Regions from separate parts of the Homo sapiens genome. Here region 2 is linked to region 1. The links are chromatin loops, found by intact Hi-C in ENCODE. Cell type or tissue: endothelial cell of umbilical vein. All regions are shown on one strand. Region 1 overlaps VAMP2 (vesicle associated membrane protein 2). Region 2 holds the start of LOC107985075 (a long non-coding RNA gene).

Region 1 (5,000 bases):
GGGCCTCTCCCCCAACCCTCAGCCGTTCCTCCACCTCTCAGCCATATCTTTCAGCCCCCACTCCCCTGGATCCGTGTGTGTGTGTGTCCGTGTGTGTGTCCCCCTGTAAATAGCCAGCTGTTATTTATACATATATAATATTATATATATTTGGTCTGTTTGTAGTTTTATTACTAGATGATTTTTCCGGTTGTCCTTAACACCCCTTCCTGAGGTTCCCTTCACCCCTCTCTCTTGCCTTCCTTCCCTTTCCCTTTCTTCCTGACTAGCCCCAAGTCCCTTCATTTGCATCTGCTATGCAATAGTCCCTCTCCTTTCCTTCTTCTTCCCTCAGATTTAGCTGATCCTTCCTCCCACCCTGGCCTTCCTTTCCTCTTTCCTCCTCACTCTCCCCGTCATGCTCCCTCTGCCCCGCCCTCAAAAAAAAAAAAAAAAAAAAAAAAACAACAGCACCTGTCCAGGCTTCCTTAGGTACATCTTCTTTGTATCCATTGGGAGGCTCTGAGACTGGCCCCACTTGGTCCTAAGAATCCCAAGGTCTTTGGGAGCGTCCAGCATGTTAATTAGCGTATCATTACATACTGCTATCCCTTTCCATTTCTTTTTGTTCCATCACTCTTCTCTCAACCTGTGTTTCTTTTTTTACTGAGGAGTTAGTCCCCATTAGTTCTTGTATCACATTTTCATTTGCACGACATTACTCGCAGGTGGTGGGGAGCCTGGGCTTTTGGGGAACCAGGCTGCTCTGGTCCCCAGCATTGCCTCCTCCTAGCCCCTCTAGTCCAGTTTGCCTCCCTTACCCTCATTTTCCAAACCTCTTGTACCCTCCTCTCCCTCCCCCAGCTGGTATGTAAGTGTCTTGAAGTTCAGTATGTTATGATGGACCAATAATTCTGCCACTTCGGGTTTCTCCCTACATTCCTGCTCCCCAGTTTTCATGTGGGGTACTCAACTGACATTCCCATGGGGTTTCCCTCCCATCTGCCTGATCCACCTCCTCCTCCCACCAGGAGAGTTGGGGGTTGGCCACAATTGATCTCTTGTGAGAGGGGTGGCTACCAGTGTGTGTGTGGGGGTCATCACTGCCTTGGGGAGGAGTGGGGCAGGGCAGAGAATCCCCCCAATTCCTGCCTGAAATCTCTGGCCTCACCCCTGCTGGGGGTTGGACTGAAAACCCTCCTCCCCAATTTGGGGGGTGTTGCCCCATCACTGCCCAGCTCCTCTGACTGCCCCCCCTGAATTTAGGGTGGGGGTACTAGTCACTGCCAATGTGTGTATGGGACTTGCTGGAAAACGGGGATGCTTGCCCCTCTCCAGGACTATTGAGCCCAGAGAGAGCTGTCCTCTCATTGGGTGAACTGATTGAGGAAGGGTCTATTGTCTTTTTAAATGGCACAATTTTAAGGGTTTGAGGGTACAGTCCCTTAACCTGCCACGGGAGGGGGCCCCCAAACTTTCTTCCCCCCACACTTCTGGTTTTCTGTGTGGAGGGGGAGCAGGGATATCTAAGCTGTGGTGTGAAAGGGTAGGAGAGATGCTGGAGGTGGGGGTGCTGTGTTTTAGACCCCCCATATTATCCCAGTGTCCCCTGCCCCCCTCTTCCCCCACCCCATGCCCCCAATTCTGTGGCGCATCCAGATTGTGAAAATGTACAATAAATGTGTAATGAGTAACCAGGTGTTGTCTAAGATCTTTTTTATTTTTCTATTTTTTTTTTTTGGTTGGGGGAGAATAAGATCTTTTCTTAACCAATGGGAATAATATTGGATCGGAAGGTATACCAGGAAGGTTGAGAAGATACATTGGTAATGGACTGGACTTTGCAAGAGGCCCTGACCTTGGGCAGGGCAAAGTGTGATTCTCAAAGTGGCCACAGGGGGGCACTAGGAGTTGGTAATGGGAAGTGTCATAGCCAGCCCGTGTCTCTAAGCCCGGTGCGCCCTGTGGTCTAGGGTTCCCAGCTTTCGTTTCCCTTTACTGGGGCATGTTCCTGCTGTTGGACTCCTTTCTACTCCTCGATTTAACTTCTAGACGCTCTGCCGTGGCTCCCGTGCAGCAGTAGATGAAGTAGTTGGCCATTTCTGTGAAGCATGTCTTCCCCTCTGTGCCTAACCCAGTGCCAGCGCCCAGATGGGGTTAGTAAATTGTGGTTTAAATAGGCTCACAGAGACAAAGCTGAGTATGTTGTGGAGCTGCCTGTAGATGGCCTACTACCCCTGTACTCTGTTGTATGACTTGTGACTTTAGACCCCACACTGAACTGCCACAGCCTGTAGGTCCAGGAGGCCCCGATGTGGCATCTTAGTATCCCTGTTCCCAGGTGCTTCAACAATGAGTGGCCGGCCGCGGTGGCTCACGCCAGTAATCCCAGCCCTTTGGGAGGCCGAGGTGGGCGGATCACGAGGTCAGGAGTTCAAGACCAGCCTGGCCAACACAGTGAAACCACATCTCTACTAAAAATACACACAAAAAATTAGCCGGGGATGGTGGCGGGCACCTGTAATCCCAGCTACTCGGGAGGCTGAGGCAGAGAATTGCTTGAACCTGGGAGGTGGAGGTTGCAGTGAGCCCAGATCACCCCACTGTGCTCCAGCCTGGGTGACAGAACGAGACTGTCTCAAAAAAAAAAAATCCACTTAACACGATGTTGAACAAATGAGAGTATATTTTAGGTAGAGTGTGGTGGCTCACGCCTGTAATCTTATCACTTTGGGAGGCTGAGGCAGGCAGATCATTTGAGGTCAGGAGTTCGAGACCAGCCTTGCCAACATGGTGAAACCTCACCTCTACTAAAAATACAAAAAACTAGGCGTGGTGGCATGCGCCTGTAATCCCAGCTACTTGGGAGGCTGAGGCAGGAGAATCGCCACCGCGCGCGGCCTTTTTTTGCTTTGAGACAGTCTCACTCTGTCACCCAGGCTGGAGTGCCTTGGTGCAATCTCGGCTCACGCAACCTCCGCCTCCTGGGTTTAAGCAATCCTTGTGCCTCAGCCTCCTGAGTAGCTGGGATTACAGGTACCCACCACCATGCCCGGCTAATTTTTGTAGGGATTTTTTTTTTTTTTTTTGAGACAGAGTCTTGCTCTGTCGCCCAGGCTGGAGTGCAGTGGTGCGATCTCGGCTCACTGCAAGTCCCGCCTCCCGGGTTCACGCCATTCTCCTGCAGTAGCTGGAACTACAGGCGCCCGCCACCTCGCCCGGCTAATTTTTTGTATTTTTAGTAGAGACGGGGTTTCACCGTGTTAGCCAGGATGGTCTTGATCTCCTGACCTCGTGATCAGCCCGCCTCAGCCTCCCAAAGTGCTGGGAATACAGGCGTTAGCCACCGCGCCCGGCCGTCGTTTTTTTTTTTTTTTTTTTTTTTTTTTAGAAGAGACAGGGTTTTACCATGTTGGCCAGGCTGGTCTCAAACTCGTGACCTCAAGTGATCCACCCACCTCAGCCTGCCAAAGTACTGGGGTTACAGGCGTGAGCCACCGTGATTCTTATAATTAGGTACACAATCATTACCAGAATGTCCAACTTGATTGAAGTCTTACTATATGCCAGGCAGTGCTCAGGATTTCGCACTGCCAACTCAAATTCCTTCCAGGTTTAAGAGTTCCCATGGGCCCCAGGACCCGCCTGCTTTATGGTGTCGGGGACTTGGGTTCAAGTTTTCGCCTTGTTACTGACTAGCGTGTTACAGGCGAACAGATTACGTAACCCCCCTGCATCTCGGTCTCATTTGTGAGGCGGGGGGAGTATGTGAGCTGGCCTCCTCAGAGTTTGTGAGAAGCGCCTGGCCTGGCCCGCAGAAAACAATCAGGAAGAGGCTCTCTTATTTTCATCGTCACCAAGACACCGTGCTGAGATCTGAAGACCGCTTCACCCTAATACTCTCACCTTCCAGCTTCAGGGAGCCTCGGTGGGACCCAGGGCCGGAACCCCAGCGCCAGAGGCGCCCTAGTCACGCCCGGGTCTCTGTACAAAGTGCGCCTTATACGCTGCCACCGCTCACGGCTGCGCCTGCGCAGATTTAGCAGCCGTGGTTAAGAGTGTCGTCAAGGAAAATCCCCAGCTTCTGGGTAAACAAGTTGCCGCGTGAGACCGCCGGCACGTGTACCCTACAGCTCCAAGACCTCTCAGCCTATGAGAAAGCTTGGAGAGCGGGACTGGCATTTACGTCACCAATCTTGGCAGGTCGGGGGTTATTTCCCCAGCCAATAAGAACCTCAGAAGTGTCGAGGGCGTGGCTTCCGGTCAGGCTTCCAATCCCCGCGTTGGGGCGGCCCCTCTCTCACGTGTATCTCTCCCGCCCCCGTTGGCCTGCTGACCAATGAGAAGACGATGGCGGCCGGAGGTGCCAATGGAGGCTGTGCGGGGGCCGGCGGCTGCACGCGGCACGGGGCATGGGTCGGCGCCCCTAAGCCAATAAGCGTGGGGGGCGTGGCAGCCCGGCCCGTGGGCGGGTTTGGAGGAGCCAGTGTAATGCTAGAAGTCCTAGAAGAAATTTGGAGTGTGCGTGCGCGCCGAGCGGTGAGTGCTCGGGGATGGGGGAGAGATGCGGGGCGATCGGTGTGGACTTTTCCGGGGTGGTGTGGTCGGTTAGGAAGGTGTTAGAGTGTGTGTGTGTGGGATCATGCAAATACGTGATAACTGCGGTGGGAGCTCTGATGGTTGTGGAGAATAGGGACCGTGAACTCAGGTCTAGAGGGACGGGGTGGGAGTTAGTGACATCAGATCCCTCGCCCCCGTGGAGTCCCTGGACACTTGACTGCCCGGGGGGAAGGGCTCGGAAGCCCTCTGCGACCTGAGGGAGCTCCCTCTCAGGTCGGGACTGAAGGAGCCCCTGCTCCCAGGGTGTTTGGGTGGTCTCCTTAAACACTTGAAAGAGGCAGAGGTTCGGAGGCCGGAGGGAGGCCCTGGTAGGGCAAGTCGGAGGGTACCAAAGGGTTGGCATGCTGATATGAGAAAGGATGGTGTTTTAATTTGTGAGACCCAGAGCTAGTCACATTACG
Region 2 (5,000 bases), 79 kb after region 1:
AGCCAGACCAGAAAGTCAAATACCGAATGTTCTCACCCATAAATGGGTGTTAAAAAATGTGTACACATGGGCCAGGTGTGGTGGCTCACACCTATAATCCCAGCACTTTGGGAGGCAGAGGCGTGCAGATGACCTGAGGTCAGGAGTTCGAGACCACCCTGGACAACATGGCGAAACCACGTGTCTACTAAAAATACAAAAAGTAGCCGGGCATGGTGGCAGGCACCTGTAATCCCACCTACTCCGGACACTGAGGCAGCAGAATCGCTTGAACCCAGGAGGCAGAGGTTGCAGTGAGCCGAGATCATGCCATTGCATTCCAGGCTGGGTGACAAGAACGAGACTCCATTAAAAAAAAAATGTGTACACATGGACATAGCAAAACAATAGACAATGGAGACTCTCAAGGGTGAGAGGATGGGAGGGGGTGGATGATGAGAAATTACTTAATGGGTACAATATACTTTATTTGGGTGATGGGTAACCTAAAGCCCTAACTTGGCCACTATGCATGTAACAACATTGCTCTTGTACTCCATGAATTTATAGAAATAAAAAATATTTCAGTGGGTCTAGAGGAGGGACTTTTTGCAGCAGCAGAGCTTAGCTTGACAGTAGAGCAAGAGGAAAGAGGGTGGGTCCGTGATTCTTTTATCTGATATTTCCGGACAGGACGCACCTTCACTCTCCCAAGGTGAGCCTTCCCACTCCTTGGTCATGGGCCCCCCCAGAGACGACCTGGGGCACAGAAGCTGAACTCCTGCTTCCTGAAGTGGGCAGGGGCAAGGGTCAGCCCTTGAGTCCTCTCCTTGGTCTCCCTACAGGAAAGACAACAGCAGATGACTCGCTCCCCGTCCTCCTGGAGCACAGAAAAGAGGAGATCAGAGCCAAGCAGGACTTCTACCAGTGAGGGGGCGGGTGGCAGAGTCTGGGCGCCCGGCAGGGGTCCAGGGAGGTGGGGGGCAGTGATGGCTCTGGCCCTTTGCCCTGGGGTGGTGCACGGGCATGAGGGTGACATCTCGGTTTCCCTTGCAGCTGGCGAGTCTTTCTTCCTGGCCTGCCCAGCTATGTGCACATTCCCAGTTACCGCCCTCCGGTGCGGAGGCATCGCAACCCCAACCGGCCTGAGTAAGGACCCGAAGCTGTGCTGGGCCCCGCCCATGGTTTTCCCCTGGGCGCCTGCCTCCTCCCCGCCCCCTGGATCCCAGTTGCCCTGCGCTTCTCCCCACAGGTGGAATGGCTATATTCCGGGATTCCCAATTCTCATCAACTTTAAGGCCACCAAGTTCCTGAACTTAAATCTCCGCTACTCCTTCCTCAAGACGGCCTCCTTCTTCGTCCGCCTGGGGCCCATGTGAGTCCGTGTGAGTGACGGGAGAACGAGGGCTCCTGCAAGAACTTTCCCTCTCCCCCAACCTTGGCGGCCTCCAAGACAGCCCCAGAGGTTGGAATGGCCAGGAAGGCAGAGGGAGCTGAAACGCAGACCCAGAAAACCTGAGACATGATCCCAGAGACCTAGAGATGCAAAGATCTTGAGACATGGGACCCAGAGACTTTGCGACGCACAGACCCTGAGACCCAGAGACCTAAGTGGATGGGGCGGCCCCGCCACCTGCCCCAGCCGGCGCTTGGCAGCCCCTCTGAAGGCCTCTTCCTGGAATCCCATCTCCTAGGGCACTGGCTTTCAAAGTCCGCGGCCTGTTGGACTGCAAACATTCGTGGAAGAGGCTGAAGGACATTAGGAAAATTTTCCCTGGCAAGAAATCTGTCGTCTCCGGTATGGAATGGGGCGTCCCGGATCGAGCAGGGGGAGCCAGGCGGTCTCCGGCGTGCTAGGCAGGCCCCCGACTTCGGGGCAGTGGGACGGGAGAGGCAGCGAGGCGCGCGCGCGCCCTCTGGCGGCTTCTTGGAAAATGTCGCACCGGGCTCCTCCGGCCGCTCAGCGCCAGGCTGGGGGCCTCGTTTTCCTCCCCGACTCCTCTCGGTGCCCATAGTCTTCTTCTGTCCCATGCCTCTCCGTCCCCGAGGGGGGCCGGGCCTCCTTGTGACGCCCTCGCGCCGTCCTCGCAGAGTACGTGGCCGAGCACTGGGCAGAGGACACCTTCTTTGGGTACCAGTACCTCAACGGCGTCAACCCCGGCCTGATCCGCCGCTGCACGCGGATCCCAGACAAGTTCCCCGTCACAGACGACATGGTGGCTCCGTTCCTGGGCGAGGGAACGTGCTTGCAAGCGGAGCTGGAGGTGAGGCCCGCTCCGGCGGAGACCCCGGCCCTCCTCCCGGCCTCCCTCGCGGGCATCCCCGTCTCTCCCCACCTCCGGCGCCCGCGCCAGTCCCAGGCAAGCCCGCACCCCGCGTCCCTGTCCCCGTCCCACCCCTGCCCCTAGTCGCCAGCGCCCTGTGCACCTGCGGCGCGGGTCACGGGCTTCCCGTGTGGGTGCCTACTTGCCACCCATCGCGGCTCCCCTCCAGAAGGGGAACATTTACCTGGCCGACTACCGCATCATGGAGGGCATCCCCACCGTGGAGCTCAGCGGCCGGAAGCAGCACCACTGCGCCCCCCTCTGCCTGCTGCACTTTGGACCCGAGGGCAAGATGATGCCCATCGCCATCCAGGTGCCTGGGCTGCAGGCGGCGCTGCCGCTGAGCCTCTGTGTGCGCGAATGCTCCTCCGAGTGTGCGCGCGCTTATGTGAGCGTGTGGACCTGCATGTATTCAGCCGTCTCTCGTTATCCTTGAGAGATTGGTTCCAGGACCTCCCCGGGATGCCAAAATCTGCAGATGCTCAAGTTTCTTATATAAAATGTCCCAGTATTGCCGGACGCGGTGGCTCACGCCTGTAATCCCAGCACTTTGGGAGGCCGAGGCGGGCGGATCACGAGGTCAGGAGATCGAGACCATCCTGGCTAACACGGTGAAACCCCGTCTCTACTAAAAATACAAAAATTTAGCCGGGCGTGGTGGCGGGCGCCTGTAGTCCCAGCTACTCGGGAGGCTGAGGCAGGAAAATGGCGTGAACCCAGGAAGCGGAGCTTGCAGTGAGCCTAGATCATGCCACTGCATGTCGCTCTGGGCGACAGAGCGAGACTCCATCTCAAAAAAAAAAAAAAAAAAAAAGTCCCAGTATTTACATATAACTTACACACATCTTCTTGTGTGTTGGGATCACAGGCGTGAGCCACCGCGTCCAGCCTGGGCACATTTTTCTAGTTCATACAAAAGCCCGGTATGGGCTGGGAGCAGCTCAGGTTTGTATGCCCGAATAGGCTTAGGTGGAGATGCACCTTGCAAGGCTCAAGGACCGCCTTGGCAGTTCCCCGCCTCTCACCTGCTTGCTGTCTTGGTCCCCTGAGGTACAGAAGTACAAAGTGCGCTGCTCAGCGGAGCTGGGTGAGCTCTTGCTGCTGCGTGTACACAAGGAGCGCTACGCTTTCTTCCATGTTGCACTCCTGGGCTCAAGCGATTCTCCCGCCTCAGCCTCCCAAAGTGCTGGGACTACAGGCGTGAGCCACCTCGCCCGGCCCTCTTGTGTATTTTCAATCCTCTCTAGGCCCGCTCTCTAGGCCCGGTGTGGTGGCTCACGCCTGTAATCCCCAGCACTTTGGGAGGCCGAGGTGGGCAGATTACCTGAGGTCAGGAGCTCAAGACCAGCTTGGCCAACATGGGGAAACCCCATCTTTACTAAAACTACAAAAATTAGCTGGGCATGGTCGGGGGCGGCGCCTGTAGTCCCAGATATTCAGGAGGCTGAGGCAGGAGAATCTCTTGAACCCAGGAGGCAGAGGTTGCAGTGAGCAGAGATCGTGCCACTGCACTCCAGCCTGGTGACAGAGCAAGACTCCTTCTCAAAAATAAATAAATAAATAAATAAATAAATAAATAAATAAATAAATAAAATGAAATAAAATAGATCCTTTCTGGATTTCTTATAGTACCCAATACAATACAATGTAAATGCTATGTAGATAGTTGTTACACTGTATTGTTTAGGGAATGACAAGGAAAAAAAGTCTGTACACGTTCAGTAGAGACACTTTTTCTCCCAGAATATTTTCCATCTGTTGCTGGTGGAATCCACTGGTGTGGAACCCATGGATACGGAGGGCCAGCTGTACTTGTATGCCCCTATGTGTGTGCATCTGTGAGTGTGTGCATGTATATGTGTCTGTGGGGTGTGCTTGTCTCTTTGACTTCATCCATCCATCCACCTGGAAAACCAATCCCTGAAGGGGGTCAGGTCCCTACTGGAAATACTGAGATAATTAGACTTAGCCTCTGCCTTGGGAATCTGGTCTGGCAGAGGAAGGAACTGGGTGTTTCCTTCCCAGAGGTCCCCCCAAGCGTCATGTGCAAGTTAGAAAGAGGCTCCCTCTGGGGGGATGGGCCAGAGCCCCAGAGCCTGATGCTCCTGGCTCCTTAATGGAATAGCGTAGGCTGATTTCAGTGATCTGCCTGCCCCCTGAGGGGCTAGGAATCCTTGTGCAGTGCACAACCTGCGCACCTGAATGTGGTGGAGGTGTGGCTGAAGTAAGGAAGTCTTGCCAGAGAAGGCAGCTTGTGAGATGGTTCTTGAAGAATAAGTGGGAGCTGCCAGGTAGAGACAGGGGCAAGAGGAAGGTACTGCAGTTGAGCAGAAGGAACAGCAAGATCAAATGTGGGGAGGGAGGAAAGGCCCAGGGGTGCTCAGGGGACCAGTGGGACCGGAGCTTAGGAGTGTTTTCACCTTCTCATACTCCCTTCTGCCTCCTTCCTGCGGTGGGGCCTTTATGTGTGTGGGTCTCTGCCCTCACCCAACCCTTTCTCTTTCACCACACCTAGCTCAGCCAGACCCCTGGGCCAGATTGCCCCATCTTCCTGCCCAGTGATTCTGAGTGGGACTGGCTGCTAGCCAAGACGTGGGTACGCTATGCGGAGTTCTACAGCCACGAGGCCATCGCCCACCTGCTGGAGACACACCTCATTGCTGAGGCCTTCTGCCTGGCCTTGCTGAGGAACCTGCC

What was found. A loop is a pair of places that touch in the nucleus more often than their neighbours do. Peaks named below come from ENCODE experiments on the same cell type or tissue, not always from the same donor. Only the 100,000 strongest peaks of a DNase experiment are listed, where the experiment ranks them.
Region 2: it touches region 1 in a loop (12-fold over the local background); 11 of 110 quality-filtered maps call a loop at or near these places.

Annotation. Positions count from the first base shown.
Region 1 is chr17:8,155,825-8,160,824 of GRCh38, reverse strand. It overlaps VAMP2 (vesicle associated membrane protein 2), which reads left to right. Exons shown (of 5, transcript NM_014232.3): 5 at 1-1,676. Among named protein-coding and RNA genes, the nearest start is that of VAMP2, 4.6 kb to the left of the region's middle. RefSeq lists silencers at 1,770-1,819, 4,290-4,549 and enhancers at 1,940-2,179, 3,730-3,789. In endothelial cell of umbilical vein, a CTCF peak has its summit at 1,876 (motif pointing right); DNase peaks (open chromatin) are centred at 1,904 and 4,224; H3K4me3 peaks cover 816 bases; H3K27ac peaks cover 1,714 bases.
Region 2 is chr17:8,077,012-8,082,011 of GRCh38, reverse strand. It overlaps ALOX12B (arachidonate 12-lipoxygenase, 12R type), which reads left to right. Exons shown (of 15, transcript NM_001139.3): 3 at 825-906; 4 at 1,036-1,128; 5 at 1,232-1,354; 6 at 1,674-1,777; 7 at 2,071-2,243; 8 at 2,473-2,616; 9 at 4,819-5,000. It overlaps LOC107985075 (a long non-coding RNA gene), which reads right to left and starts at 2,564. Exons shown (of 2, transcript XR_001752778.2): 1 at 2,488-2,564; 2 at 1-2,207. RefSeq lists an enhancer at 2,041-2,150 and a silencer at 2,211-2,390. In endothelial cell of umbilical vein, a CTCF peak has its summit at 1,903 (motif pointing left); a DNase peak (open chromatin) is centred at 1,981; H3K4me3 peaks cover 379 bases; H3K27me3 peaks cover 1,186 bases.